Linked DNA regions of Mus musculus: region 1 is linked to region 2. The links are chromatin loops, found by intact Hi-C in ENCODE. Cell type or tissue: heart. All regions are shown on one strand. Each heading gives the region's core, and the rest is flanking DNA. Links, peaks and the distances in the headings are about the cores only.

Region 1 (15,881 bases), core at 4,607-12,606, 190 kb after region 2:
CAGCTAGTTAGCTACATTCCTAGTGAATCTACTTACACTGGTTTTACTTTTCCATTCTTTATTTCTTTAGTACATTCTAATAAGAGTTCTATAAACTTACATTTTTGTTTTCAATAATTTTCTATTACCACTCTTTTTCACACCCCTGCATCATGTAATCAGATTAGCCTATCCCATATATAATCCTACACAATAGCTCCTGTTATATTATCTTTGCACATTACAATACAATCTACACTGGTGACAACATTTAGGCATCATCTATGTTGTGAGTTCAAGTTGATTAATGGAGGTTTACAAATATTCTTCTAAGAAGAGTTCTGGTGGCACTCCAAAGCCACATTCTACTTGATAGAAATGGCTGTCGTGGGTTAGCTGATGATGTCATGTTATCCCTGGTCTCACCATGAGAAGCTCATACATTGAATACATTGCATCTCTTTAATACCTTTATTAGTATAAAAGCTTTCTATCAATCCCCTTTAAAATATTTTTGTTGTACTACCCTCTTTCCACTCAGTGACTCATGGCTCGTTCTTATCATCTTATAAATATACAGATTTAATCTATCACCCACTAGACCTCATGATCTCAGCAATTTAAACATTAATGCACTCATTACCCAGAATCCAAGCTCTAGTCAGTGATTTTTCTTGTTTTTCCTGCATGCCTTGCTCTGCTCTGCCCAAGATTCCTTCCATGCCTTGGAGTCTCTATTGGAAATGTCTTTTCTCCTTTCCTCTGCCAAAGACTTCCTTAATCTTTCTGAAAATCTGAAGAGGCTTTTTACAATGAACCAGACTGGAAAGATCATACTTCTACTCTCTTCTTCCTTAGGCTTCTGTGTTCTCTCTTTACTATGTTTTTGCAAGTCTGTATCCAAATACAGAGCTGGGTTATACTAGTTGGTACAGATTAATACATAACATGTGTCCAATGTTCAATGTTCTTTTCGTCCTAGCAGCAGAATATTATATATATACATATATATACCCAAAACTGTGCACACTGAAGACAGACTGAGAAAGAATGCATTGAGTGGTGTTAACATACCCCATAATGGAGCTCTGTACCTGTGAGTATGTGGCAAGGCTGGCAGTTACCCAACTTCAGGACAGATGCCTGGACTCTGTGATGGTTATCAGTTAAAAAACAAGCTTGTATCTAGCAATATCTTGTTTTCAGAGACACTCAGTGAAGGCTGATTTGGGAAGAATCATGGAAAATATCACACTGCGAGTAATTGAAGCTCAGGTGTCTGAGTGTTTGAAACATTTGCTACTTTCTCAGATCCCATCCAAACCCTTTTCAAATGTGACAAAGGTACTTATCCTCTCCATGCACTTGAGTACTGTGCTACCTTGTAGCGGTAAATGGGGGCAGCTGTGGAGTTCAAGATGACAAAGACCAAGCGGACCACAATTTTAGAATCTGAAAACTGGTAGTGCTTTGTGACTGTTCCCTTCCAAAGCGGCTCTCTAAATCTTTTCTGAACTGTCTTCGTTTACTGGAGACACCCTTCCCAACCCTATCAAAATAGCTGTAACAGATCTGAGTCCTTCAGGAGCCATTCAAGATGGTGAAATAACCTAAAATAGCACATCTATGTATCAGGGTCAGGGAATTGCTGGTAAATGTTCCTAGAGAGATGCCGAGTTTAGCAGTGGAAAAACCCCCATTCGTAGATAATTTCACATCACTGATACAGATACAACATGATAGTATGAATGAAAGGTGATGGAAAGAGCTCAGAGATGCAGTCTGAAGAATTTAAGAGGGACTTTCTGGCCGGGCGTGGTGGCGCACGCCTTTAATCCCAGCACTTGGGAGGCAGAGGCAGGTGGATTTCTGAGTTCGAGGCCAGCCTGGTCTACAAAGTGAGTTCCAGGACAGCTAGGGCTATACAGAGAAACCCTGTCTCGAAAAACCAAAAAAAAAAAAAAAAAAAAAAAAAAAGAGGGACTTTCTGGTAGAGGTAATATTGAAACTGAGACTTCACATTTAAGTTGGGGCTGATTGGATGTGAGACCATAGCCGGATGCAGGCAAAGAGATGGAGAAAGGATGCTTGCAATTATGCTTTCCTTAGCAAAAGGCAATGAGAATCAAGGAACAGCATTTCTTTCCAGATCTTAGAGTTATTTTTGGAATAAAGTGTTCCTGAGAAGGAATAAATTGTGTAAAAATGATTGAGATAAAACTTTAGGTGTTCAGAGGAAGACGCAGGAAGATAGAAATTAAGCAAGGATGTCACTATTGTTATGACAAGTAAATTTGAAACAAAGGAAGAACTTGTTTCTGGAAAAGAAATGTGTAAGAAAATATGAACCCAGAAATGGAATTGAGAAAGCTCAAAGCAGCATTGAAATTGAATATAGGCATCTGGAAGGAGAACTCATTCTTTTTCAAGGGTTTTTTATGTGAGCATGACAATTAGAATTCAATCCTTAGCATCATGTAAAGAGCCAAACGTGATGCCTCGTATTTATAATACCAGTCATGAGGCAGTCACATCCCTGGGACTCGGTGGCCACTTGGCCTAGCCCAATAAGCCATCTTCAAATCAAAGGAAAACCCTGCCTGGAAATCAAGGTACATGACTTCTAAGACATTAGTGGTTGACCTGTGGCATCTACATGCACACATAACCCTCTATACACAACTGAAATGACTAAAATTAAACAAAGAGATTGAAATGTAAGATATGCTCAGAATCATGAGAAATACATTTCACTAGTTGGCCTGGTCAGAACTTTTGACTGTCTGAAAAGAGGGGATTGGACTTTCTCACCCAAACACCAAGAGGCATGGGTTATTGAGTGGGGTGAAGGTGGGGAAGTTGTTGGGCATTATGGACGAGAATAACAAAGAGCATAGCTGGATAGGAAAAAAGTGAATAGAAGACATGAACTAATGCATTCATATCTGGATTTCAGAGCGCTTATGTCTAGTTTTGGATACATTTTAATTTGAGGGGAAGGTCTTGTTTTATTACAGAAGCTGTCACTTCACCTACCACACTGTGATGATTCAGTTACCAATAAGAGAAGTTCAATTGCTCTCACATGCCTGAGTCAGCCACACTTGTATATTCATTAGTTCTGTGCTCTGAATATGGATGGAGGATATCACCTTTAAATCCTAAAGGTTTAGGAGGTGATGCCTCATGGAAACTGGCCAGACCATGGGAACATAGTGATGTAAGAACAGATTAATGCTGGTGTCACCAGTTGTGCATGGAGCACTTAATCTTGATAACCAAAGTATTAGTACAGGGCAGCGTGCCTGCCTGCCATTGATTGGCCTGGAGACTGGGGACCAGGGCTCTAACTGGGTTACCAAAAACTGGAGAAGATACTCATAATGTTTGAGCAAGTCCAACCAGGGCTGATTCATGCTTTGAAATATGCAGAAAAGTAGATACATCCATCATCCCCTTTGATATCTGTTGCTTTAATCTTTTGCCATAATTCTTGAAGGCTGGTTATGGTCTCACCTCCTTCCCTTTCCCCCCATGCTACCAATATGATGCTTACAGCTCTTGACTTTCACCATACCCATTCTACAATTCTTTCGTGAAAGTCCAACATAACTCTTCCATTCTGTAAGCATTGCCTGTGTTAATATTTCTGGGACATAAAGATAAACCATATGCCCAAGAACTTTAAACTCTGTGAGTGCCCTTTCTTGACACTTCCAAGAAGTTAATTGTCTGTTTGCCTTCCTGTAATTACTTTAATTGCATGCCATTAGTGGCCACTAATAAATGCAAGTATGCTTGATTCTAATAAGCCTTATGTTCGTAACCCATCTGCAGGGCCCCATCAAGGCCTTCACATGTGGTCAAAATGGAAGGTGAGGTAAACAAGGATATTCACATTTAACCTTTGAGGCTAAAGGGAGAAGGGAAGATAATTTATGAATGGGGTAATTGTTTCCTTGCTTCTGATGCTGACCAGCACTCTCTCCATAGTGGCTACATGTATGTGCTGTGTGCTCATTTATATGAAAGCAAAAGTTAAAAGGGGTTGAGGAATAAAGGCTGCCTAATTGCTGCTATTATCGCAACTCAAAGAGAGAATTGCTGGGTGATATTATGAGGATCGAAAAACCATTGAAGATTTTATTGATGGAACACTTTTGCTCTAACTTTAAGCCACAGAAAATGAAGGTCATAATTTCAGGTTTTATGGGCACATGACTGGGCATTTACATGGAAAGAGCTGAGGTGTGAGGAGACTAAGCCATATCCCTTTGGCATAGTTTCCTTGATCATTATGAAATATCTGCTATAGGACAGCTTATCCAGTATTGTCTTTTGGTAAGCTCTACTAATGGAATCACCTGTAATCTGGAGAAAATGAAATACATGATAATGGTTTGTTGCTGTGTCACCCAGACAAAACCACACAGGGGAAAAAATAAGCATTTGGCAAAACACAAATTCTAAGTCTGATGATTCTTTGGGCACCTTGACTGTGATACTGTTATGTATCCAAACTTAATTAAATACAGAGATGCAGCCCCTGGTAGGCTGTTGATGAGCAGTGTATCACCTTATACCCTTAAACATATGAGCAGTACAACACAGAGTATACATGTATGGAGTTTTTAAAGAATAAAGGAAAATATATTTAAAAATCATCACACACACTTAATTTTATTTCTAACTATAGATATATGATTTCCTCTAAATATGCAGTGATGACTTAATGCCTAATGCCTGGGATCTGTGCTGAGACTTTCTCTGCCTCACTGAGGTGAACCTGGGTTATTTTAGTTCATTCTAAACCATTCCTTACTGCACACTCACAACATATAGCACTCAACAGGCAGCTGGCCAGGGCTGGGCATGCAGGTCCTGGGTCATTACAGAAGAGGCCTACATGTATATGTTGTGTGCTCTATCCAGATGCAACTTAGAACCCAGAATCAACAGTGCCCCTGTGCCTCCTTGCCTGCTGTATGCAGAATGTCACCACTGAACCCATAATGTAATTTAAATGCAGCTTCTCGTATATGTGGGATTCAAAATCATATTTTTCAGAGGAAAAATAAAAGCAAATCCTATCTAATTTTACCCACACAAAGGATATATATGTCTGATAATTTGGAGTTTGTTAGTTGAGGCAGCCATTTTTGGTTGAATCAATGGATGCTTATGTGACAGTTTGAAATGTCACTGTTCACCAGTGTCGTTCTTATCCTGTTTGCCTTCAACCACACTGTGGCATCCATTTTTCAAGACCAAGTATTGGTCACCCACTTTTTTCAAGAATCAATATATTCTTGGATGAAAGATAAATCTGTACTTATAGATTGGACCTACAGAAAGCCCTCTAAGAAGAGGAGGGTTGATGAAGCCAGTGGATCTAAGTCAGGAAATTCTAAGAAACAGGATGAAAGGCTGTGCCATAAGTAGGAGGAGTCATGAGAAGAGGATACTCTGAAGCCAATCTGACATCATGCTTTGGGCTCTAATAGCTCCAATAGAAAGGCAGTCTCCCCTCACCTCTACTACTAGTGTTTGTCTCTAAAACAATTTCAGAGTTTGACTCATGGAGACAGAAACACAAGGGAGGTTGGAAACCGAGGCAGAGCATGAGACGAAATAACAATATACATTAAAAACAATATACATTAAATTCAAACACAGTAAGGTCATCTATCTTTCTTACTCAAGGAAAGGCTTACTCCCTAAGACTCTTAAGGCTGTTTGAATTTATTCTTAAGCGAGACATAGAAATTAACCAGACAAAGCCTCTTCTGACCAGAAACTAATTTTTTTCCGTTTATTTCCTTTTCAACTTTTCCTGTTCAATAAATTACCACCACCAAGAGTAGGGTTAATAAGTGAAGGGATGGATTTGTGAACCAAATACGAACATGCCCAGTCCAGTCACCTGCTGACTCCCTGTCTGTCATCAGGGTATCTCACTCCTCTCTGACAGAGACCCATGTTTCCTTCAAGGTCTGGGAGAGGTCACCTTGTGTGAGCCCCATGCTTTTGCAGGATGGCCAGGGGGATGCATTCTGTTGAAACCCTCTACCTGCATTGCTATGAACAACTAGAGGGGAGGAAAGTATTCTTAAAAGGGCTTCTGTCTTAGATCTGCCAAGGCTACTTCATAAATAAGCAATGAATGAAAGAATGGGGCCACATGCTATGTTGAAGATATAATGAGTTAGAAGTATCAGTATCATGTTTAGAAGGGAGGAAACTGAAGCAGAAGTAACCTAATATGTAACTCCAAACTCTGATGGTAGAAATACTTTTTTGAATTCATTGACAGAAACTGATTTAAAAGTATTACCCAACTTAGCATGACCTGGGACGCTTTCAACTTCCTGTCTTCCAGCCTCCACTCCTACTGAACTCTATCTGCCCTGCATTCCTCCTTACCAGGACTCACAGGCTTTCTTACAGTGATTTAAATCATGAATACTTGCTTAATTCAGGAATAAGGCTTGAGTTCTGGAGACTGGCTGGTGTTGAGGTTGCCTACATAAACATACAAGCAGCCAGTAAAGGAAGTGATCAAGGGATACAGGACAGACAAGCATACACGTCAGATAACGCTATCAGGACTCTCAGGCCAGAGTGCTAGCATTTGAACAGTCCTTAGGATGTTCTGTGACAGGTTTAGCTGCTCTGGGATTTATACTTCCTCACCAGAAAAGTGAGAATGATGTTCTCCAGAACATGCCTGTGGTTAGTTGTTGGGTTTCTTGATTGTGATTCCTATCCAACAAAAAGATTCTGCTTCACACAGATCCACAGTGATGGGGATTCCCCTATCCTGGAGCTGTGTCACCCAGAACATATATATGTCTACTAGACACATGGCAGAAGACCACACTTCCCCAGGAAAGGACCCATGGGTCCCTTTCTTTCAAAGATCATTTCCCATAATTCATCATTGTACCCTGCATAATTACAAAGGGGTCTTGCATCAGAAAGGCAGATGGACCATTTTTTTGTGGGTTCTATTTTCTTGGCCTCTGAATTTTATTAAGTCTTAAGAAAACAAACAAAAATGATTAAGGTTTTTTTATTTCTTTGCATGTAGCAGTAGGCACATGTATTAAATGCTTTAATAAAGCTGGGACCTACTACAGAGAAGCTGCATATTCCTAAGAGGAATTCATTTGTTTTTGTGTGTGTGCATGTTGTGCATGCATGCTCAAATGGATGCTACAAGAGGATATGAGGTAACTTTTTCTATTGCTCCTGCCCTTTGCCTTGAGATAGGGTCTCTCCCTGAAGCAGAAGCTAGTCATCTGGGGCTAGGCTGGTTGACTTGCAAGCTCTCAGGATCTGCTCACCTCTATCCCCCGCCCCCAAAACTGAGGTTACAGTCTGTACAGTTGTGCTCAACTTGTTTCATGGGTGCTGGAGGCTCAAGCTGAGGTCTTCAGGCTTGTACATCAAGGGATCTCACCTACTGAAGATTCAGATTTTAAGGTGACTTTTGTAGTCATGTAACTTTTTTTGTATGTATGTATGTATGTATGTATGTATGTGTATATATGTATGTATGTATGTACAAATGTATGCATGGGCAAAGTTTAAGAATCAGTGGCATCTGGTTCTTGTGCAAAAAAGTTTGCATTGTTTAGAAATGAACATGTTTTGCAATTTGTTTTCCACAGCACTCTTTAATTAATAGGTCATTTAATGACTTCTCTGAATTTAAAGAGGAGAGGTTCTGGCTAAGGGATTGTAAGTGCAGTGGTAACCAGGAAGTTCTGTCTGTCTCTGACTCACCTTGAGCTTGTCCCAAGAAGCCCCCAGCCTGTTCTGCATACAGCGCACTCTAGGAGAACATCAGCAAAATGACAAGCTGACAGGAGCTAAGCCAGAATCTCTGACCTTTTATTCTGCTTCATGAGCAAAGAGAAAGGAATACCCCAGCTTCCTGGGTCCAGCCAGTCAGGAGTTAAGCTTCTCCTTCCCTTACAGCTTTGCCAGACAGTCTGGGGCTGGCCTTCCAGGTTTCCGGCTTTCTGGACCAGCTGGGAGAAGCATGCTTCTCAGACCCCATGGGCTTGCCAGAAAGTTTTCCCCAGAGACACAGCAGAATTGGAAGACAGCAAAGCCACTTTCATAAACTGGGTACTAATAGATGTTTAAGAGACTAAAAGAGAAGGAGTTTCTGGGTCAAAGGAAAGAAAAACTATGATAAGTTTTTAACAGTGTAGGCATATTTTTCCTTCCATAATTTGCATATGATCAGAGCAAACCTTTTCCTTCCAGGCGACTCCAGGAAGCCTGGGAGACATGGTTCTGAAATGCATTCAGAGGCATATTTCAATAGTTTTATTTCATAAGAATCATTTTTTTGCGCATTAACCCCAATTCTCTAATGCATGAAATATTCAAGCTGATATTTGACAAAGAAGCCTAGTTGGTACAAATCTCTGCTTTACATATAGATGTCCTAGGGAGCTATGAGAAAGCAGTTAGAGATGGTCTTTTCTTCAGGATGCTTATAGACATCAGTGATGCAAAGCTTTCCATACCTGGGTTGGCCGTGGTGATTCTTGGCCCAGGGTCCTCCTTGGCCAAGTTACAGAATCAAGTTATGCTGACTTCATTGGGCCTGGTATTACCAGAGGTCCCCTGGGAAATGCCTGCTTTATCCAGCCCTGTTTTGGACTGGAACCAAATCCCTATCTAAGCAGCTGAGAAGAAAGACCCAGTGAGAACAGGTCTGCAAGCTCTGGGCAGACAAGGCCACTATTCTTTTCCACCAATGACTGGCTACCTCTTCTTCCACTCTGCCATCACCCTTGAGGGTAAAGTATTTGATTTTCTCTTAGGATGACCCTGGTCTGTCTCTTTCTGTGAGCTTCCATCACTCTGAGGAACAGAGGATTCTCTACTTTCATCCACACTCACCTTCAAATGACAGGGATTTGCCAGAGAAAGCAAAGATGCACTTGGAAACTCTTTCTCCAGGAAAACTATTTTTTGGGAAGAAAGCACTGTGAAGCTGTAAACATGTCAGGGCTTTACCCTACCATAGCCTGTAGAACTTCACTTCAGTAATTTCTTCAACTTTTGTCACCTTTTGACAATTTTAGCACCCAATTCTCCACCTAGCTCACTTCCCCAAGATGTCCCATTTATTGCTAAAAAAAAAAATTAAATTAAAAAAAAACTTTCTTACATAAGTGCTATTGGTTTTTGGAGTGGGGTGTGAAAAATGTGAAACTAGTAAGAAATCAAGACACAGACAAGATTGGTGTCACACAGATTCTTTTTTTAATACTTTTTATTAGATATTTTCTTCATTAATATTTCAAATATTATCCCAAAAGTCCCCTATATCCTCCCCCCGCCCTGCTCCCCTGAAAACATTTTTTAAAATTTTTTTGTTTTTTTTAATATTTTTATTAGGTATTTCCTTATTTACATTTCCAATGCTATCCCAAAAGTCCCCCATGACCTCCCCCCCCTCCCCTATCCACCCACTCCTACACTTTGGCCCTGGCGTTCCCCTGTACTGGGGGATATAAAGTTTGCAAGTCCAATGGGCCTCTCTTTCCAGTGATGGCCGACTAGGCCATCTTTTGATACATATGCATCTAGAGTCAAGAGCTCCGGGGTACTGGTTAGTTCATAATGTTGTTCCACCTATAGGGTTGCAGATCCCTTTAGCTCCTTGGGTACTTTCTCTAGCTCCTCCATTGGGGGCCCTGTGATCCATCCAATAGCTGACTGTGAGCCTCCACTTATGTGTTTGCTAGGCCCTGGCCTAGTCTCACAAGAGACAGCTATATCAGGGTCCTTTCAGCAAAATCTTGCTACTGTATGCAATGGTGTCAGCGTTTGGAGGCTGATTATGGGATGGATCCCTGGATATGGCAGTCTCTAGATGGTCCATTCTTTTGTCTCAGCTCCAAACTTTGTCTCTGTAACTCCTTCCATGTGTGTTTTGTTCTCAATTCTAAGAAGGGGCAAAGTGTCCACACTTTGGTCTTTGTTCTTCTTCAGTTTCATGTGTTTTGCAAATTGTAACCTATATCTTGGATATTCTAAGTTTCTGGGCTAATATCCACTTATCAGTGAGTACATATCATTTGAGTTCTTTTGTGATTGGGTTACCTCACTCGGGATAATGCCCTCCAGGTACAACCATTTGCCTAGGAATTTCATAAAAATCATTCTTTTTAATAGCTGAGTAGTACTCCATTGTGTAAATGTACCATATTTTTTGTATCCATTCCTCTGTTGAGGGGCATCTGGGTTCTTTCCAGCTTCTGGCTATTATAAATAAAGCTGCTATGAACATAGTGGAGCATGTTTCTTCCTTACTAGTTGGAACATCTTCGGGATATATGTCCAGGAGAGGTATTGCGGGATCCTCCAGTAGTATTATGTCCAATTTTCTAAGGAACCTCCAGACTGATTTCCAGAGTGGTTGTACAAGCTTGCAATCCCACCAACAATGGAGGAGTGTTCCTCTTTCTCCACCTCCTTGCCAGCATCTGCTGTCACCTGAATTTTTGATCTTAGCCATTCTGACTGGTGTGAGATGGAATCTCAGGGTTGTTTTGATTTGCATTTCCCTGATGATTAAGGATGCTGAACACTTTTTCAGGTGTTCCTCAGCCATTTGCTATACCTCAGGTGAGAATTCTTTGTTTAGCTCAGAGCCTCATTTTTTAATGGGGTTATTTGATTTTCTGGAGTCCACCTTCTTGAGTTCTTTATATATATTGGATATTAGTCCTCTATCTGATTTAGGATAGGTAAAGATCCTTTCCCAATCTGTTGGTGGCCTTTTTGTCTTACTGACGGTGTCTTTTGCCTTACAGAAGCTTTGCAGTTTCATGAGGTCCCTTTTGTCAATTCTCGATCTTATAGCACAAGCCATTGCTGTTCTATTCAGGAATTTTTCCCCTGTGCCCATATCTTCGAGGCTTTTCCCCACTTTCTCCTCTATAAGTTTCAGTGTCTCTGGTTTTATGTGGAGCTCCTTGATCCACTTAGATTTGACCTTAGTTCAAGGAGATAGGAATGGATCGATTCACATTCTTCTACATGATAACCACCAGTTGTGCAAGCACCATTTGTTGAAAATGCTGTCTTTTTTCCACTGGATGGTTTTAGCTCCCTGGTCGAAGATCAAATGACCATAGGTGTGTGGGTTCATTTCTGGGTCTTCAATTCTATTCCATTGGTGTACTTGTCTGTCACTATACCAGTACCAAGCAGTTTTTATCACAATTGCTCTGTTAGCTTTAGGTCAGGCATGGTGATTCCACCAGAGGTTCTTTTATCCTTGAGAAGAGTTTTTGCTATCATAGGTTTTTTGTTATTCCAGATGAATTTGCAGATTGCTCTTTCTAATTCATTGAAGAATTGAGTTGGAATTTTGATGGGGATCACATTGAATCTGTAGATTGCTTTTGGCAAGATAGCCATTTTTACAATGTTGATCCTGCCAATCCATGAGCATGGGAGATCTTTCCATCTTCTGAGATCTTCCTTAATTTCTTTCTTCAGAGACTTGAAGTTCTTATTATACAGATCTTTCACTTCCTTAGTTGGAGTCACGCCAAGGTATTTTATATTATTTGTGACTATTGAGAAGGGTGTTGTTTCCCTAATTTCTTTCTCAGCCTGTTTATTCTTTGTGTAGAGAAAGGCCATTAACTTGTTTGAGTTAATTTTATATTCAGCTACTTCACTGAAGCTGTTTATCAGGTTTAGGAGTTCTCTGGTGGAATTTTTAGGGTCACTTAGGCCCCTGAGTTTCATTATTTCCTGTGTCTACTCCTCTTGGGTGAATTTGCTTCCTTTTGTTCTAGAGCTTTTAGGTGTGTTGTCAAGCTGCTAATGTGTGCTCTCTCTAGTTTCTTTTTGGAGGCACTCAGAGCTATGAGTTTTCCTCTTAGAAATGCTTTCATTGTGTCCCATAAGTTTGGGTATGTTGTGGCTTCATTTTCATTACACTCCAAAAAGTCCTTAATTTTTTTCTTTTTTCCTTCCTTGACCAAGGTATCATTGGGAAGAGTGTTGTTCAGTTTCCACGTGAATGTTGGCTTCCCATTATTTATGTTGTTACTGAAGATCAGTCTTAGTCCATGGTGGTTTGATAGGATGCATGGGACAATTTCAATATTTTTGTATCTTTTGAGGCCTGTTTTGTGACCAATTATATGGTCAATTTTGGGGAAGGTACCATGAGGTGCTGAGAAGAAGGTATATTCTTTTGTTTTAGGATAAAATGCTATGTAGATATCTGTTAAGTCCATTTGTTTCACAACTTCTGTTAATTTCACTGTGTCCCTGTTTAGTTTCTGTTCCCATGATCTGTCCATTGATAAAAGTGGTGTGTTGAAGTCTCCCACTATTATTGTGTGAAGTGCAATGTGTGCTTTGATGTTTACTAATGTTTCTTTAATGAATGTGGCTGCCCTTGCATTTGGAGCATAGATATTCAGAATTGAGAGTTCCTCTTGGAGGATTTTACCTTTGATGAGTATGAAAGATTCCATGGAGATCATAGGCACAACAATCAAAGAAAATACAAAATGCAAAAAGATCCTAACTCAAGACATCCAGGAAGTCCAGGACACAATGAGAAAACCAAACCTACGGATAATAGGAGTTGATGAGAATGAAGATTTTCAACTCAAAATCCTTGTCCTTTTTGATAACTTTGGGTTGGAAGTCAATTTTATTCGATATTAGAATGGATACCCCAGCTTGTTTCTTCAGACCATTTGCTTGGGAAATTGTTTTCCAGTCTTTCACTCTGAGGTAGTGTCTGTCTTTTTCCCTGAGATGGGTTTCCTGTAAGCAGCAGAATGTTGGGTCCTGTTTGTGTAGCCAGTCTGTTAGTCTATGTCTTTTTATTGGGGAATTGAGTCCATTGATATTAAGAGATATTAAGGAAAAGTAATTGTTGCTTCCTATTATTTTGTTTTTAGAGTTGGCATTCTGTTCTTGTGGCTGTCTTCTCTTTGGTTTGATAAGGGATTACTTTCTTGCTTTTTCTAGGGCATGGTTTCCGTCCTCGTATTGGTTTTTTTCTGTTATTATCCTTTGAAGGGCTGGATTTGTGGAAAGATAATGTGTGAATTTGGTTTTGTCGTGGAATGCTTTGGTTTCTCCATCTATGGTAATTGAGAGTTTGGCTGGGTATAGTAGCCTGGGCTGGCATTTGTGTTCTCTTAGTGTCTGTATAACATCTGTCCAGGCTCTTCTGGCTTTCATAGTCTCTGGTGAAAAGTCTGGTGTAATTCTGATAGGTCTGCCTTTATATGTTACTTGACCTTTTTCCCTTACTGCTTTTAATATTCTATCTTTATTTAGTGCATTTGTTGTTCTGATTATTATGTGTCAGGAGGAATTTCTTTTCTGGTTCAGTCTATTTGGAGTTCTGCAGGCTTCTTGTATGTTCATGGGCATCTCTTTTTTTAGGTTTGGCAAGTTTTCTTCTATAATTTTGTTGAAGATATTTGCCGGTCCTTTGAGTTGAAAATCTTCATTCTCATCAACTCCTATTATCCGTAGGTTTGGTTTTCTCATTGTGTCCTGGACTTCCTGGATGTCTTGAGTTAGGATCTTTTTGCATTTTGTATTTTCTTTGATTGTTGTGTCTATGTTCTCCATGGAATCTTCTGCACCTGAGATTCTCTCTTCCATCTCTTCTATTCTGTTGCTGATGCTCACATCTATGGTTCCAGATTTCTTTCCTAGGGTTTCTATCTCCAGCGTTGCCTCACTTTGGGTTTTCTTTATTGTGTCGACTTCCCTTTTTAGGTCTTGGATGGTTTTATTCAATTCCATCACCATGTTTTCCTGCAATTCTTTAAGGGATTTTTGTGCTTCCTCTTTAAGATCTTCTACCTGTTTAGCAGTGTTCTCCTGTATTTCTTTAAGTGAGTTATTAAAGTCCTTCTTGATGTCCTCTAACATCATCATGAGATATGCTTTTAAATCAGGAACTATCTTTTCGGGTGTGTTGGGGTTCCCAGGAATGGGTTGGGTGGGAGTGCTGCGTTCTGATGATGTTGAGTGGTCTTGGTTTCTGTTAGTAAGATTCTTACGTTTGCCTTTCACCATCTGGTAATCTCTGGAGTTATTTGTTGTAGTTGTCTCTGGTTTGAGCTTGTTCCTCAGGAGATTATTTTAGCCTCTATCAGCAGACCTGGGAGACAAGCTCTCTCCTGAGTTTCAGTGTTCAAAGTACTCTCTGCAGGCAAGCTCTCCTCTTCCAGGGAAGGTTCCCAGATATCTGGTGTTCGAACCTGCCTCCTGGCAGAAGTTGTGATCTACTCACCAGAGGTCTCAAGATCCCATGGAGGGTCCTGTCCGCAGACTCTGCACCCAAGGTACCCTGGTGCTGGTGTGGACTGGAAGGGACCATCACACAGATTCTTAAGGATGAACAAAAGTTGACTTCATGTCTCTGGCTACAGAGACCCGGCTCCTGCCACTGTGTCAAGGTATTCATAGTCCTCCAGGGCCATCCTGGGATACTGTAGCTAATCAAAGATAATAACACAGTGGGGAAGTGTGTGAGGGTCCAATACACACACTCCTCCAGGGTAAATTTACTTTTTTGCATAATTAATTTTCATAAAAGGCTTCCTTTAAGACACGGGAAGTTAAGACAGAGCACACATCTGGCCTCCCAGTGCAGATGTCCTGCTTTGGGAAGAATATGATTTGAGAGAACAATGTCCACCTGCCAAGGTGTTTTCCCAGGATCCTGTTACTTAGTGCTCCTGTGTTACTCGGCAAGATTATCATATTAACTTAGCAGCAAGTCAGAGAGGAAACATCATGCTCTCCTGTGGCCCCAGTTTTGTCTCAGTGTCTAAAAGTTTTAATTGAGAAATATGAGAATAAATGAATTTCTGATTGTAAAAATTTTTGGAAAAAATATCAAATTTCTTCCACTTTTCTGATTTGGAAAGGATGGTCTAACTAATAATCAGGGGCACAAACTTGTTTCTACTCTTAATACTGCCCACAATTAGCTAAGGAATTGTTAGACATGCTACATTATGGTGGCAGCATTTAAGCATATCCTGATTTCCCCAAGCACTGGGGATGTTTGAGCCCACCCTTGTTCCATTGGTATTTTTATTTCTTTACAGTTGGAGGAGCCAGAGCCATGGCAACATCTCAAATCTCTGATGTCTAGAAAAGCATCCCCACTGGTTAGGGCACCTACCCTGCCTCAGGCCAGGCTCTTCTCTGCTGCCATCTCCTGCTAAGCCAGCTCTTCCTGAGAGCAGGAGTGGAAATGGGCATGGGTGCTAGAGCTGGCGACATGTCATGCCAGTAGGACATGAAAGCCAAAGATACACTACCCAGTGAGGTAGAACCTCAGATACACTGTCTACCAGAAGTTGATAACAAGTCAAATGCACAGTGTAAAGATGATTCGTGGATCAGAAAGCTCCATCTTTTCGAGGGGAAGGGGCTTTTTTTTTTTTTCCAAATAATTGAACCTTAGAAGAAGATGAGCTTGTGTGAACCATCATACTCTATATACTCAGCAAAGCACTGCAGACTGCAGTGATTCTCAGCATCAGTGAGGTCAGGAGAGCACTGCAGTGCCCTGTTGCAGTACTGGGCCACTTGCAGCGGTACTCACCCAGTGACCATGACACTCACACCAGTTACAAACAGCCTTTCTTTCTTTAGCTTGCTTCTCTTGTCATTTAGTCAAAATCATCTCCTAAAGTAGATGATGCACAACTGTCCTGCTATTGTGGATTGCCTGTAACTCTAGACTTATTCAGTTATTAAGAGAATACATTTTATACAGAACTAAATTTGTTGTCACCTGTTTTAAAAAAAAAAAAGGTCAGTACAAAGCAGTAGACAATCTGAGTGTCCAGTGTGCTTTA
Region 2 (15,881 bases), core at 4,153-12,152:
AAGATGCAAAGAATGAGCCAGGCACAAAACTCCAAGGTAAGAAACAGAGGAGTGAAGACTGTAGTACTGGCTGGAGACAGCAGGAACCTAGCAGAGCAGTGGTGGACCCGAGGCCTCTTTTGGGAATGAAGTCACAACTCCATCCTTTCCACGGAAACCCTTCTATGCACACCTGTGTGGTTTCCGGGAGACAGAGGGAACTTCTGCAAGTAACTTGCCAACTGGGAACACAACTCTGGTGTATTGTTTTTTTTTCTCTCTCTCTTTTTCTTCTAAGTGACCTGCTGCTAATTCCTTCTTGACATGTAGCAGCTTTTTCCCCTGCTTCTCTCTCCCTCTTGCTGCCAGCTCTAGAGGAGAGATGCTGTTACCTCCTAGTCTGAGCTGCTTTTCAACTGATTTTGAGGTCAGTGTTCCTGGTGCATCAAAACAAGTAAATGCCTCCTGCAGCCTCCCTCCTCCTCAGAAAGGGACATCCTCTATGGAAAGCTTGCCAGGCCACCCCAGGTGTCCAGTGACAGGCATGTAGGCAGCACCCCCAGTGTGAGATTGAGCAGAGTGGGTAGACAGCCATTTGCTGGCAGGGGTTAAGTTGAAGAGGGATAGGGGCGGAGAAGAGCGCTCTCAGCTCATGTTGATTTCTGTCAGACTTCAGCTGAGGTTTGTGAAGAGATAATTGTGTTATATTTTCTCATCCTTCACAGCCTGGTGGTTCCTGTATAATTATACATGCCCGAGCTTAATATTATTTCAGAAAGAGGAAAAGATACAGCAGATTTTTAGCCTCAGGGTTCCTATGATTGGGGACAGATTTCACTCTCACAAATAATTTCATTCTTTTTCCACCCCCCCCCCCCACCCCTTTGCAAAGAGTAATTGTAGGGATGTGGCTCATGAGGGGAGCCAGCCATCGGGGATACTTTCAGAGGCTAGAAGAAGAGTTGCCAGGCTAAGGGAGCATATATCATTTGGACCGATGACACACAAAAGTGGCCCTCCTGTGTTTTAGGCGGCAGCCTGGGAAATGATGGATCTCTCTGCCACCTGCCTCTGGCACCATAAGTTAACGGGATTTGGTTTGTGATAAAAATCATATTTGAAAAACTTCCCTGTCTTTCTGATATGCAGTTTTTAAAAAATTTAGGAACGTTTCTGAATGTCATTTAATTTTTGCTGTTTACATTATTAATGCGATCAAATATTATTCTGTTATATTTATTATGCTGCACTGAATTAGTATGCTCTTTATTGACACACTGCCTAGAGTGGAAAATAAAGAGCAGAATCTCAAACTAAGTGAAATTTCCCCACTGATATTACATCATTATCCTTATTGAACCAGAAAAAAAAAAAAGAAGCAATTAGGAAAATAAAACACAGCCCAAATGTTTTTATTAACATCTTTAATACATGTACTCAGAATCGCCAATAAAAATTTCAGTGAAACCTGGTGATAGAATAAATTACATGTGTAATATAATTATTTCAAGTTAATTAAAATATTACTGTGATCTGCATTTCACGAGGCAATACCTCAAGCTCCTCTCTAATTTCCTCACTTTCAGGTTTCTGGCTCCCTCTGAATGAATACTGTAAAGAGCATCAGTATTGCCTTCTTTTAGTAGTTTCTGTAATTAGCCACAGGAGAGCCTTAGACACCTCCCACAAACTTCACTAAGAATCAGAATCTGGTATATATAGTGTGATGACCAGGAAGCCCACTGCTCCATGATGCTGGGTTTACTTGTGGCACAATGACCAGGCATGCACAATGCTCATTATTGTGGGTGCTGGCTATGAGCTAACACTCAGAAGCCCGGCTCCCTGGTTTCAAACCATGGCTTTCTAGAAATCACCAGTAAGTTGCTTAGTCTTACTATGCATTGATTTCCTTGTGTGTGCGCGCATACATGTGCATCGTGTGTGCATGTGCATCCTTCAGGGCTTCTGGAAGACTTATGTGTGACATCACCAAAGGATGTTAGGCATCTTCTATGCATCCCCATTGATCCTGTTTCAAGCAGCGTTTGGCACAGAGTCCTCCTCACGATGCAGGTGCCTGGTAGTATTACTATCATCACGCTATTTGGCACATTGCAAACTCTCAAAGAGAAGTAGCAGTTATTTTTACACTCCCTCGGGTGTCCACAAAGCAGAATGTCCTTATTTCCTAGTCTACTGAAGAGTGGGTACTTGATTCTTCTGTCATACAAGTTCTTTCTGGCTCCTAGCCTTCATGTTCAGCCTGCATTCGAGCCTAATAGAAGCCTCTCTCACACCTCTCCTGTCCAGTTTACTGCCCCTAGCATCAGCTTTGGAAACTTAAAACATTGTAGCCTGAGAACTGCTATTTCCCTTTGTAACCACTCCCTTGGATCTCCCAATCTTACCATCTCAAAGGCCTGCTTATGTTCTCTGGGACCCTATTTTCTAGGTTCCTTGCCTTATCAACCCAAGTTTTGTACATGGGGCCCTCAAGTACATTGCTTTATTCGGTATTCCAATCATGGCTTCATTTTCTATGATCCCTAAAACTGTGGCCATGGTTGCTTTCTTTTGTGGGTCCCCCCATGCCTTTATTCCAGTATGGCATGGTTTCCTTCCTGTTTCTGGGCATAGCTCTTGGATGGTTCCAGTTATGTTCGTGAGTTCCTGTACATATTCTATATTTGGCAACAGGACCAGATACTGGAATTCATTATTTTATAATTTAATTTGCGTCTATGTTTTGACATACCTTGGGGACAAAGGCCACTTCTGACAGTTTTCTTGAGTGTGTCATGTTGCCCTTTGTAAGGTTGCATAGAGACAAGTGAGATAGATAGTGCTTCAGATTTCTCAGTGTAGCTCTCCTATCTGGCTGAAATGAAGGTTTTCATTTTTCAACTCAATTCAGCATCATTTTCTGGTTCTTATGCACTGAGTATAATGAGATTTGCTTTGAGTTATCAACACTGCAGGGGAATGTTTAAATTAGAAAGAGAAACCCCGCCATCGATTTCTTTGAAAATGGAATAAAAACACAAAGATATTTTCCCTATATTCTATTATCAAAATATAATCTAAATTCAAAGCAATCATACCAACAATGCCATTGTTTTCTCAAGATTGTGAATTTGGTTCAGGAAATGTATTTATCAAAAGTAATTAAATGGAAATAAGAATCTTTATATACTACTGCATAATATTTCTTGCTACCATATATAGGAACAGCTAATGTTGAGTAAATAGGAGAATAGATGGAAAAATGCAGATATCTTGCCTTAAGTCCCTTGACTTTGGAATTCAATAGCAGCCCTTTCAAACTGGGGAGTGAAGTTAGAAGGAGGGACAAGCTTCTTCATGCAGACTGATGGGAGTGAGAGAAAAAGAGGACCCCGAGTCTCTTGGTACTTCTAGTCCTCAGCTAGGGATGAGAAGTCAACATGTCATCACAGTCATTCAAAACTTGCCAAGCTGGATTTCTAGGAAGCAAACAAGGGAGTCATATCCTTTCTATGGACACTCCTTTCACCCCTAGCTTTTATGTGCTGTGTCCTGGTGAGGAGTCTCAGGAGCCTTCACCTCAGTTCTATCATTAGACACATGACTCGACAGGAAAGGATAGACACCCCTAAACTGTGAACTAGAACTCAAGGCGCTCTATCTATCTATCTATCTATCTATCTATATCTATATATATATATGTATATATATATATATGCATGTGTTGTGTGTGTGCATACCAAGGTGCATGCAGAGGTCAGAGTATGAATGAGAGAATAGGTTCTCTCCTACCATGCAGTGTGGGAATCAAACTCAGGTCATCAGGCTTGTCAATATCTATACTTATGCATTGGGCCATCTCATTGGTCCTCATGGCTTTTTAAAAGGTAATTAATTATTATTCAGATCATTTACTAGTTCTCAGTCATGAATCACCCTTGTGTGTGAGTAAGATCGAATGAAGAAAATGTGGTGACAGACCTTGCAAAAGTTCACAGTGTAACAGAATGGATATTTTCGAGTGTTACTTATGGAAAGGGAAGAAGGCATAATACGCAAGGGCTTAACTAATTCTCTTTCCTCTGGAGGTGGTCCAAAGGGAAGTGTTTCCAGGGGTGTTTCCTAGCCAGTTGGCTATGTAAGCTAGGTCTTAAAGGATGCTCAAATTTCTGTAGTTGAAAGTCCCTAGGAGGTGCTATGCCCAAAGGTGAAGAATGATCAAAAGCATGTTGCCATGCTCTTCAGACTGGACAAGAAGGGTGCTTCAGTAAACTAACTGGCTAAAATATACCAGGAGCTGATTCATAAAATGGATCAAAGGCTTAGTTTCCTAAAACAATACAGTCCAGGTTCTTTGAAAGAAGTGAGGCCAGTAGGAGCTGCAGGGAAGTGTCAGCCCAGTTCAGACTCTTAGGCAGTTTGTTATACATGACCCATGTGTTACTCAGCAAAGAAGATGGATATTTCCGTCTTGAGAAGAACCAAGACGACAGGACAGGTACAGATGTTGAAGAGGAAGTATGCGACAGAGGAATTCACTTATGTGCGAAGGGACAGGTGGGATCATCCTGGGGACGGATACGGGTGCCAGGAGTCCTGACTAGAAGTCATGGAAGATGGCAGCGGATGACTACTGATTGCCAAGGGATACTTGGCAGCTGACAGGAGAAGCATGGAGGATTGTTTGTCACTTAGCCATGCACTATGTCAATGAACAGCTCACCAGCATGTGTCCTATGCTAGCACTGTGTCAGGAACTCAGGACCCAGAGAAAAACAAATGCAGTCTTGCCCCAGGAGCTTATGGCTGGATATGAAGATAGAAACTTGTGAGCAGCTCCCTGTAAGTGCTACAGAGAGGAAGACAAAGGCGTAGGTGTGAGAAATGTTAGAGGTGTTGAAGATGAGATGAACATTTCACTGCCTGGAAGCAAAGAGTGCCAAGAAGGTTTCCAAAAAGTGGTTCCTCCAAAGTGTCTGAGCTGAACTGCTCAGATAAGCTTCCTGCCAGACCAGGGTAGGGGCTCAATAGTAACACCAAAGTAATAACCATGAGGGAATCTCTGGGAGATATTTTTAACACCAGCTTTTCTATGTTGGATTGTTTAAAAATTATGGAGAACAATAGAAGAAGTATAAGGTGAGAATCCAACAGTCATTTCTTTCTGCCAGCAGTGCCAGGGCTGAGCATGGTGTGTGGCTCTGGAGAAGGGATCAAGACAGCATTCATGGTGGCACAAAGAGCAGTTGATGTCAGACCTGCAAGAACAGCATCCATAGTAGGGAGATCCTCCGATGTAGTGGTGATGTCTACAGACAAAGCTGAACTGGGCCGGAAGAGGACCCATTTAGAAGGCCAAGGATCTCTGACTTTAAAGTGTGAGAAGTAACACTTCTCAACTGGCAGAGCATCACTAGAGGGTTAAAGTGACCCTTCAGCCTCCTGGGCTGTAAGTAGAGCACAGAAAGAACGGGATGACATGTGGCTTTTATCTCATTGATTTTGTAATTTCTGTGGTGTATGAAGCCAGAGCAGGCAGCAAGGAGCAGTCTACAGCCCATCTATTACCCAGCTCTTTACACTCCAGGCTTTGCAGTTTTGTGTACATTATAAACTGCCGGGTGGAAATTAGCTGGCAAGTCCAGGTTGGAACAGGCCAGACATTTTGTGTGGCTTAACATTTTTCACTGTTATATCTACGCGCTGTTCATAGTACAACAAAGTGCAAACTGACCCAAGTTATCTGAAAGCTCTTAACACGATGTAGAACTTTAGACTGTGGTTGTAACAGTTCACTCCAGCCACAAGGCACATGAGGAGAGATATATAAAGTCAGTGGGGTTCAGTCCTGAGATAAGAGATGCCCCATGGCTGGATTACAGGAGGAATCATTTTTCAAGGCAGTTTTAAAGACAATTTTACTGTGTTGAGAAAAATCTTACAGAATAGACATATTTATTATTATTATTATTATTATTATTATTATTATTATTTTAAGGGAAGGATCACTGCAGAGAATGAGCTTCTTGGAAGAGAAGTGGCTGATTTTGGAGCCAATCTAGGTGTAGCCTAGCACTTTGGAAATTCCCTTAAGGTAGAGGTTATTAACATCTAAAACATTCCCAGGAAGCCTCCTGGATGCTACAGGCTGCATGTCTTCATCCCTCAAATTGACTTGTTGAATCGTAATACTCACAGGGTAGAATATGGAGATGGGGCCTTTAGAAGACATTGAGTTATGGTAGGGACACCCCTCACTGAAAGGGATTAGTGATCCTATCAAAGGTCCCCAGAGAAGCCCCTCAGACCTTCTGAGAAATACCAAGAGCATGGCCATCTGTGAACTAAGAGCTGCTCCTTCACTAGTCCCCAACAACCCAGCTCTGAATTCTGGAATTCCATGTTCCAGATCTGTGACATTGTTGTTGAGACATTAACATTGTTGATAAGCCCTCCAGTGTATGGAGCGTTGTTACTGTCACCCAAGTGGGCTGAGGCCTCTTTGTGCAATGCTATAGGGATATGAACATATAGCCCAACACAGGCTTCACCACCATGTAATTGAACACCGTTTGCAAAATTGTTCCATGTGATCATTTACTGTTTCAGAAATTCAAGTCCTTGTTTCAGTTGTCCATGCCTTACAACTGACCAGCCTACAGTTTGGTGGCATTTTCATATGCTCACATATTCTGTGGCTCTGGCATTTGAATAGGGCTTGACACCAGTAGTTTTTGTGTTCCATAATTCCAAGTGCTTCAACTGGAGAGACACGAAGCCTGGGCGTGACAGGAATCCTCTGGCTGCCTCTTTATCCCCTTGTCAGATATAGGAGTTAAGAGGATTCCAAGGCTCAACTTAGATCAGGCTTCTGACTGGATCTCCTGGGAACAACTCACACATGTGGCTTAGGCTAGCTCCCAGGATGGCTGTCCCTCAGGGTGATTGAGCTTGTCTCTGTTGTAGTCTGTTTAGGATGGCATAAAACCATAGAAGAGATATGAGAATGGTGACAAACTTGGAGAGCAATTTTCTTTCAAACACTGAAAGTGTATTAATATGTAGACGCTTCACTTGCTGCTTGTGTGATGAGCACAAAGTCTGGATGGAAAAAAGTATGGAGGATCACTTCTTGGACTTTTGGCTAAGACCAAGTGTGAAGAAATATGGAAGAAAAAGAAGAGGTTTGGGAAATTCTCATACCAGTCATGGAAGGAGTAGCCGAGTTTAATTCAGCACCATTCTCTGCACACTGAGTGGCGCATGCGTATATTGCCATTGCATATCCCTGCACTTCCTACACAGTTCCCATTCTGAAGAGATGCCATCAAGCCTAGAGGACTTGCTCCATTCAGAAGCATTTTGTACGCTGCATCCCTCCCGATTCTTTTAAACAGAAATGAAGGACAAGCCAACTGAGCACAAGGTTATCCCTTCAATGCCACAGGGATGCTCTCAGTCAGGCTGTTCCTAAATATAATACCCCAATGGATTACTTCCCAGAGGCTTTCATAGGATGCTGGCCTCATCATGGCACACAGACTTGTCTGGGCCCAACTTCCTGAAGCAGGAAGGCCGTTCTATTTTTTGTTTCCTCTCACAGCAGCAAGGAAGCAAACACTGCTGGAGCAGGAAGTCTGAACAGGAATTTGTTGACAAAAGCAATTTTTGTAGATTTAAGGAAAAGGTGTCTTGTAAATTTCCTCTAACAGCTGGCTGACCATTTCAAGAGACACATACAGGATGTGTGACCTCTAATGCTGTGGGAACATTCAGGATGGGTAAGCACTCATACCCTAAAGCACCTTTTAGGATAGCAATATTTGTGGCCTAAGAATTGAGACAAGGGGTGGGGTCTACAGATAGAAAGAAATCTGGCACTCTGGGTTGGTTCTGGACACACTGTATTATTGAGTCACTGTGCACTCTGGCTTGGCTCTGGATATACTGGGCTGTATTGTTGAGCCAGTGTTCAGCTTTTCTAGGTTAATGTGTGCAAGTCTCTTTTTTTAAAGGAACATGAGCCCAGAGAGATGGAGATAGTGGTTAAGAGAGCTTGTTGCTCTTACAGAGAAATAAAACCACCTTTAGCTTACAACCACCTATTACTCCAGCTCCAGGCGATCCAATGCCATCCTCTGTCTGACACGAGGATAAGGCAGGTAGATGGTGCACGTGCATGCAGACACAAACCACTTGTGCACATAAAATAAAAATATGTCCTTAAGGGAAAAGAGACAAAAGGAATTTCCCAGCCCAAGTCTGCTCATGGGCAGCTTTTCCTGTTCTTCTGTCTGACTGCAGTTTTGGCTTCCTAAGGAGTTCAAAGGAACAACAGAAAAGAAAACAGACGCACAACTGAAGAGAGGAAAGGGAAGAAACAAAGCGGCCAGCTGAGCAGAAAGTGTGGGAACACAGCAACTCTGAGGCCCTAAGAGCCCAGGATAGCTCTAAAGCTGCGGGAACAGACAATCGATTTCCCCCTTCCTCCTCAGAGCAGCAATCTCCACTTACAGAGACACATGAAATAATAAGCCTCCCCCAGTCAACAGGAGCATGCATCAGGTACGTCTGACAAAGGAAGACATTGTTAGGATGTGGAGAGTGTTTCTGAAAGATGAGACAGAAGGGCTCCCAGGTAACACCAGCTGATAGCTGCCTACTCTCCTTACCACTGTCAAAGCTGGGAAATAAAGAAAACCCTTTATGACAATTGCAGCCAGAGTTGTGTAGCATCCATGCTCTCTGAGGTCACTCATGAAGCCTACACAACCTTTCAGATGGATGCCCAACTAAGGGAAATATATAAGAAACATCACAAAGAATTGATGGATGGGTTCAACTCAGAAGATGCTGTAGAGAGCGAGCCTGGGTGCTCAGTAGCAGGTTGCTTGGTTCAGGCCTGGGGAGCAGACAATCATTCCAGACCAGTGGGGCTCAAGTGAGGAGGATGGAAGAATTTCACAGGGTGCATAGTAGGGAGGCAGAAGGCAGGACCAAGGAGGCATGGCAACCATTCTCAAATGCACATACCCACTCACAGATACAAGCACATATACATATTTAAAACTAACTTTGAAAGTCTTTAGGAAAGAAAATCGTCCTATGAAAAAGCATTGCTATCTTGAATGTTTCCTGACATATAGTTGGAGCCTGCAAAACATTCTATAAACACATGCATTACCCCTCTAGAGCTCAGTAGTTATTTAGGTAAAGAATCTTCTCAAATAAATCTGTATAATAGATTTTCCCTCTAGGCATATGTATGAGTTTCTAGGGGATAGAACCCAGGGCCTTGAACATGCTCTACCACCAAGCCACACATCTAGCCCAGAGGACTAGGTATAGCTCAGGTCAGTTTTGAACTTGTGATCCTTCTGACTCTTCCTTGAGAGTAGCAACAAGTCAGGCTGTCTCTGCAGGTTTGAACACATCATTGTCACCTTACTACTTTGAAGCAAGTGACATAGTTTTATATGCATGTGTATAAATATGGAAGGTGAATAGGAATCACCATAAGGACTTGATGCTATGTGCAGTGACAGAATGTCAGGGGTAAGAATCGCTTAACTTTGAAGCTCTGTTACCATATCCAGGGTCATTCATTTTCAGATTGGCTCCCACACTCATTTCTGCGTTTTTATTCATAAGAAAAATATAGATAGTCAAGATAAGGAAATATAATTCAGCAACAAAAGAGGGAGAGAACAGACACACAAGTCAAAAGGCTTCAGTGCCTTGGGAGGGATTCTTAATAGTCTGGGTGTCTATGGGCTACCACTTTTCATTGCACAACGAGAGAGCTGGGTCAAATCAGGATAAGGACTGTACCATGTGTCTGATTTTTCTGAATAAGATTGGCGTTTTCAAAATTTGTCTTCTCCCTTCCGGACCCGTGTAATGTCTTGGCAATTCCTGTGGTTGTTTTTCAACTGAATTCAACAAAGTGCTGAAGTCTTTGGATTGATTTTGTTTCCAGACTGCCCTGTTCTCTGGGTCCTAATGATTTAAGAGCTTAAACTTCAGGGTTTAGTTTCTGGATATCATCAGGTCTGGTGTCTGTTAGTGAATAAATACCATCAAAGCTCCTAAGCATATTACTACTACAGAAAGGAAACACAGCAGAGTCTTAAATCTGTTACTTCTGAGATCCATCTGAGACCAGTTCAGCACCAGGACGTGAAGTCAGTCAGATCCAGTGACTCTGAGTTGATGCAGGACGAAGAGTTGCTCCAGGAGTCATCCACGTCAAACCCCTTGCTCTGCTCTAGTCACTTCCCATCCACTACTTCATATGACTGACCTGCACAGTGAGCCCCACTCGTGAGAAGTGGCTCAGTGTAATTTTTAGGGGCTCCTACTACTCACACAGTTAAGGGAGCTGATATTTGTTAGGCACCTACACCATAGCAGACACTGTCGAACATCTTATATGTGGAACTTCGTTGTCACTAAAATTCCTTTAAAATAAATTGAATATTTAGATCCACAGGGTCTTCTGGAATTTGGTAGCAGTATCAACTTGAATTCTATCTCTGAACATCACATAGTGCAGGGTTGTCTCATCTCAACCAGTCACTATGCCCAAATACAAATTCTTGATTTCTTGTTACTAACTTTGATCATTTCAAATAATGAGTTTGTTCTGTGAGCAATAAGTCTAATGCTGACCTTTTCCTCTAAGCCTATTGCTTCAATCTTGGTGGAATGGAACTGGCTTTATGGGGTCTTTTGAGCTTTATTCAAACTTGGTATATACTGGTACATAAAACATACATAGTGTATTTATCTCATATCATTTAAAGTATAGGTTTGTAGAGGAAATTGGTATTTAAGAAGCATAGTAAATGCATGTATTGTGGTGAATTGTCTAGTGTGAAGGTTCTTGTAGCAATGTATTTGGACGTCTCATTATAAAGAAAGAGGTGAGAAATTCTAAGAAAGATGCACAAAGAATGGGAACTGACAACAAAATATCTGTGCCTTCTTGCTGTTCCAACACTATTAGTGGATGAAGCAGAGGAATTCCATTCCATGAAGATCTGGTTAATTTTAAGTTTCAGTGATGCATTAAAAAATTTAGCAAATTTCCCATCTAGTGACTGCCATATGCAGGGATCCATCCCATAATCAGCTTCCAAATGCTGACACCATTACATAAACTAGCAAGATTTCGCTGAAAGGACCCAGTTATAGCTCTCTCTTGTGAGACTATGCCGGGGCCTAGCAAACACAGAAGTGGATGATCACAGTCAGCTATTGGATGGGTCACACGGCCCCTAATGGAGGAGCTAGAGAAATTACCCAAGGAGCTATAGGGAACTGCAACCCTATAGGTGGAACAACAATATGAACTAACCAGTACCCGGGAGCTCTTTAGCTGCATATGTATCAAAAGATGGCCTAGTCGGCCATCACTGGAAAGAGAGGCCCATTGGACTTGCAAACTTTATATGCCCCAGTACAGGGGAATGCCAGGGCCAAAAAGGGGGAGTGGGTGGGTAGGGGATTGGGGGGGTGGGTATGGGGGACCTTTGGGATAGCATTGAAAATGTAAATGAGGAAAATACCTAATTAAAAAAAATTAGCAAATTTCAAAACTGTTGTGTCATTGGTGTTTTTCTGTAAGTAGGTAACTCCTAAGGATGTCTATACCAACATGACACAACTCCAAGTGTTGTGGTGATGGTGCCCCATCTCTCTTTGGAATACACCAGGCAACACTGAGATCTGTTGCTCTTCAAAGATGTCAGAAGCACAGTGGTCAAACATGGACACACCAACATCCACCCACACTGTCTCAACTTCTGCTTCCATTGAGGCACAGGAGATATGCACCTGGGATTTCCATGTCATGACAGAAATTTGTAGTGATGGCTTGGCAGGGGTTTCAATTTATTGATGTTTTTAGGAATACCTGAAGCCACGAAGCAATTTAAATCATAATCTGTATAAGATGCCCAGGTTCATTCTTCACCTGGGAGAAGAGTAAGAGAAAGTTAGGTGTGAGTACCTGTGTGAAGCCACCACTGCTTTAAGGGAGGTGGCTTCTAATTTGACTCCTGCTTGTCACTTTGACATTTAGAGCAAAGGTTCTGTAACCAGGCAGTGTGAATTTGCTTTGTATAAAAGGTCTCCAGTGTCACCTTCTGGGGACACAAACCGATCATTATTCTTCATGGACACATATGCTTTGCCACCTTCAGAGTGTCCATTTTCCCACAGCCAAGGCCCCTCTGTCTGCTTCCTGGAATGGGTTTTGCACGGTCACTGCCTTTTCTTTTCGAGTTCCTCCCTTCAGGAGACTGTGAGAAGCCAGCACTTCATGCAGTTTCCATAGCTTCACTCCTCAGCCAGAAAATCCTCAGGACTGTAGATTTAGCAGGGCAGTGCTAAAGTGTCAATGCCAAAATAGATTTTAAAATAGTGTAACTCAGCCTGCTAAGCACAGATTACATCACCAGGATACCAGGATTTTCATCAAAATAAATTTTAATTTCCTCTTTCTGTTCAAGTAGAAAAGAGAGAGTTAAACAGTGAGAAGGAGGCATTAGAGAGAGAGAGAGAGAGAGAGAGAGAGAGAGAGAGAGAGAAGTTCAGTGTTTGTGTACTGTGTATGTAGCCATTCCCCCAAGGAACTGCATACTAAGAATTATCTAAGGAAGAGGGATAGAGGGCTACCAGATCCTTAGAGGGATCCTTTTGAGGGCGAAAGCTGCACGTAAAGGCTGTTAGGTGAGACCTGTGTTCTCCCTAGTTTACTTCCAAGAAAATTAGGTGGCAAAGGACCAGTCCCTGTGCCCAAGTGCTCAAGCCTGAACATCTCATTTGTTCAAAGATGGTTCTTGGCAAGGGCCAGTTTCTTTATACTCCAAGATTAACTTAAGAAGTGAAAGCAGTTGAATTCACTTTTCAAATGACCTAAGTTTGCACTGGAGATAAGTTCTTTTAAACTGTCCAAATGACCATAGAGAAACAGAGCGACACCCAGTCTTCAGGATATTTGGGGTGGTGTTATGACTCCGCATATGGACACATACTGTGCCAAACCCAGCTTCTAGTTAAACTGAATGTCCAACTGGTAAAGAATATTCATCTGGCAACATTTCATATATTATAAAAATCTTCCAACCAAAAGAAAACTTTCTAAGACCATCCTTAACATCATCCAAACAGAAGCTGTGACTAGTTTGTCATTTGTCTTCCAAGAGAGAAGCAGGGGATCCTGCCTGAGTTTGGGTGCACCCCAAATTTCTCTGTCCTAACCTTCAAATACCTTCTCTGCTTCTTTCTGCTTGTAACATTATTCCAACGCCAATAACTTACTTATTGGGCTTTCTTCTCTTTGTGCATGTTTAGATTTTTCCAGGCATTTACTAGAACTTTCCAAGAAATGTATTCTTTTAAAGAATAGCCACAGGCACATTATTTAACCTGTTTCTTTTCCTCAGTTGTTAATTGAAGACAGCAATTCTGCTTATCTGGGTCAAAGGTTTACTTTTTTAAAAAGTAAGGTTTTTATTTATTCTTTGATAATTTCATGTAAATATGTTTTGATTTTGTGTTCCGTCTCTCCGAACTCTTTCCAGATTCTCCTTCATCCCCCCACCTACCCCAAAGCAGATTCTCTATCAAAACAACAAGAACAACACAAAGAATACGGAGTTCAATTTATGTTGGTCGACTACTTTTTGGCATGGGGCCTGTCTTGTGGTTGATATACTCAGTGTCACTCTATTGAAGAAAACGAACTTTCCCTCATCCAGTAGCAATCAAATACCAATAGCGCTTTAGCTGAGGATAGAACTTCTTTAGGGTGCTATTTCCTGCCTACCTCCCCTTCTCTAGTTGAGATTTTGCCAGACTTGAGTTTATGCAGCTCTTACACACGCTATCATAGTGTGCTGGATAGTTTTATGCCAACTTGACACAAGCTAGAGTCATCTGTGAGGAGGGAACCAATTGAGAAAATGCCTCCTTATGATCAGGCTACAGGCAAGTCGGTAGAACATTTTCTTAATTAGTGACTGATGGTGGGAGGTGCCATTCCTGGGCTGGTGATCTTGGTTTGCATAAGAAATCAGGTTGAACAAACCCAAAGGAGCAAGTCAGTAAGCAGCAATACTCCATGGCCTGTGCATCAGCTCTTGCCTCCCTCATGCCCATGACCTATTTGAGTTCCTGCTTTGGCTCCCCTCAGTGAAATGTTATATATTGGGCAAATAAACCTTTTCCTCTCTAGGTTGCTTTGGTCATGGTGTTTTATAACAGCAATAGAAATCCTAAGACACACGGCCTCTGTGAGTTCATATGTACAACTGTCCTGCTGTATCTGGAAAATGCTGTTTCTTTGAATTTATCTATAATCTCTGGCTTTTACACTTTTTTGTTCCATCCTCTGTACAGATCTATGAGCCTTGAGGGTAAAGGTATGATATAGACATCCCATTGAGGGATGAGCATTCAGAAGTACCTTATTCTCTGCTCATTGACCAGTTGCAGGTTTCCCTCTCCCTCTCCCTCTCCCTCTCCCTCTCCCTCTCCCTCTCCCCCTCCCCCTCCCCCTCCCCCTCCCCCTCTCCCTCTCCCTCTCCCTCTCCCCCTCCCTCCTTCCCTTCCCCTCCCTCCTTCCCTTCTCCTTCCTTCCTTCCTTCCTTCCTTCCTTCCTTCCTTCCTTCCTTTATTGGTTGTCATCATCTTCAAGAAGTTTAACAGTGCACTGGTCTATGGGTACAGGAATCATCTTTATTTCTGTGTCCATCTAGCAGAATAATTGTAGTGGATTTTTTCAAAAAAGGGCTCCTGATTTATCTAGACTCATGTTCTTGGGATCATTGACAGTCAGATATGGGTTTCCTTTCATGAAGTGGGTCTTAAAGCCAATCAAAAGGCTGTTGGTTGCTGCCCTCAAGCCATGTCTCTGCTTTACCAGTGGGGATACATCTCGCCAGGCAGATTGCTCTTGTCTTCACAGGGATCCTATCAGGGTGAGATAGAGGATTTTCTCCTCTGTTATTGTATTTAGCATTTTCTAGATACTAAGGATGAAGCTGCCAGTTGAATACCAGAGTTTTCCATATTGCATGGTGTAAGTACATGGAGTCCTACCATCAAGCTGTGGAGAGTAACCAACAGCACTGGCAATAGCCTGTAAAGTTAAGAAGCTCTATGGGATCCCATTGGTCAACAACTCAAAACAATGTAATCTATTCTAGGTATCAGGCTTTTATTTGGTAGCATATAATGTAGCAGTTGTGGTATTATCTCTCCATTATAGGCTAAACTCATTTAGAATCCTTTTGCCTATGACAAATATTTTTTATTGGTTACCTAGCAACTATACCTCCCTTTTAAATATTAGAGTTTTTCCTTTGTCTTTGTAAACATACATGTTCAAATAAATTGAATCCCTGTCGTAGTCCTTTAATATTTAAAAAAAGTGTTGATGTTTTTGGTTACCCACAAGGACTTACTGTTAGTACACCATCGCTGAGGATGCTACTTGCTTTGGTGGTTGGATAAAAGATAAAAAATAAGCTGGATCTGAACTTGAAGCATCCTTCTTATTGACTGGCCTTTATAGTGCAGGCTGCTGCAAGAGAAAACTCATAAGCAGTCTCACATCTTTGGACCCTGCATGCTACGTTACTGCTGTGCCCACTAAGGCTTGACCATTGGTGCAAGAGTAACATCAATGTTATGTGGATAACCAGCCACTTTCTGATTGGCTTAAGTCCTTCTCTGTGGGAGAAAATTCATGCCTGATACTGTTAACTGGGTCAAAAGTCTACAGCTGGGGAAGGCATCAGCTAGTGTGGAAGACACTACTGTTGTGCCACTAACTGTGCCTGTAAAACTGCCTTCTAATTGTTCAGGGTTTATTCCTGTAGAGGAGC

What was found. Hi-C counts contacts between places; a loop is a spot of excess contacts. Peaks named below come from ENCODE experiments on the same cell type or tissue, not always from the same donor. Only the 100,000 strongest peaks of a DNase experiment are listed, where the experiment ranks them.
Region 1: it touches region 2 in a loop (2.2-fold over the local background); 2 of 42 quality-filtered maps call a loop at or near these places.

Annotation. Positions count from the first base shown.
Region 1 is chr2:124,362,281-124,378,161 of GRCm38, reverse strand. It overlaps a transcript of Sema6d not described here. Among named protein-coding and RNA genes, the nearest start is that of 4930583P06Rik, 150 kb to the right of the region's middle. In heart, for the core only: no CTCF peak of the experiment used is centred there; DNase peaks (open chromatin) are centred at 8,021 and 8,651; H3K27ac peaks cover 1,462 bases.
Region 2 is chr2:124,546,943-124,562,823 of GRCm38, reverse strand. It overlaps a transcript of Sema6d not described here. Among named protein-coding and RNA genes, the nearest start is that of Sema6d, 99 kb to the left of the region's middle. In heart, for the core only: no CTCF peak of the experiment used is centred there; DNase peaks (open chromatin) are centred at 7,533 and 7,873; H3K27ac peaks cover 976 bases.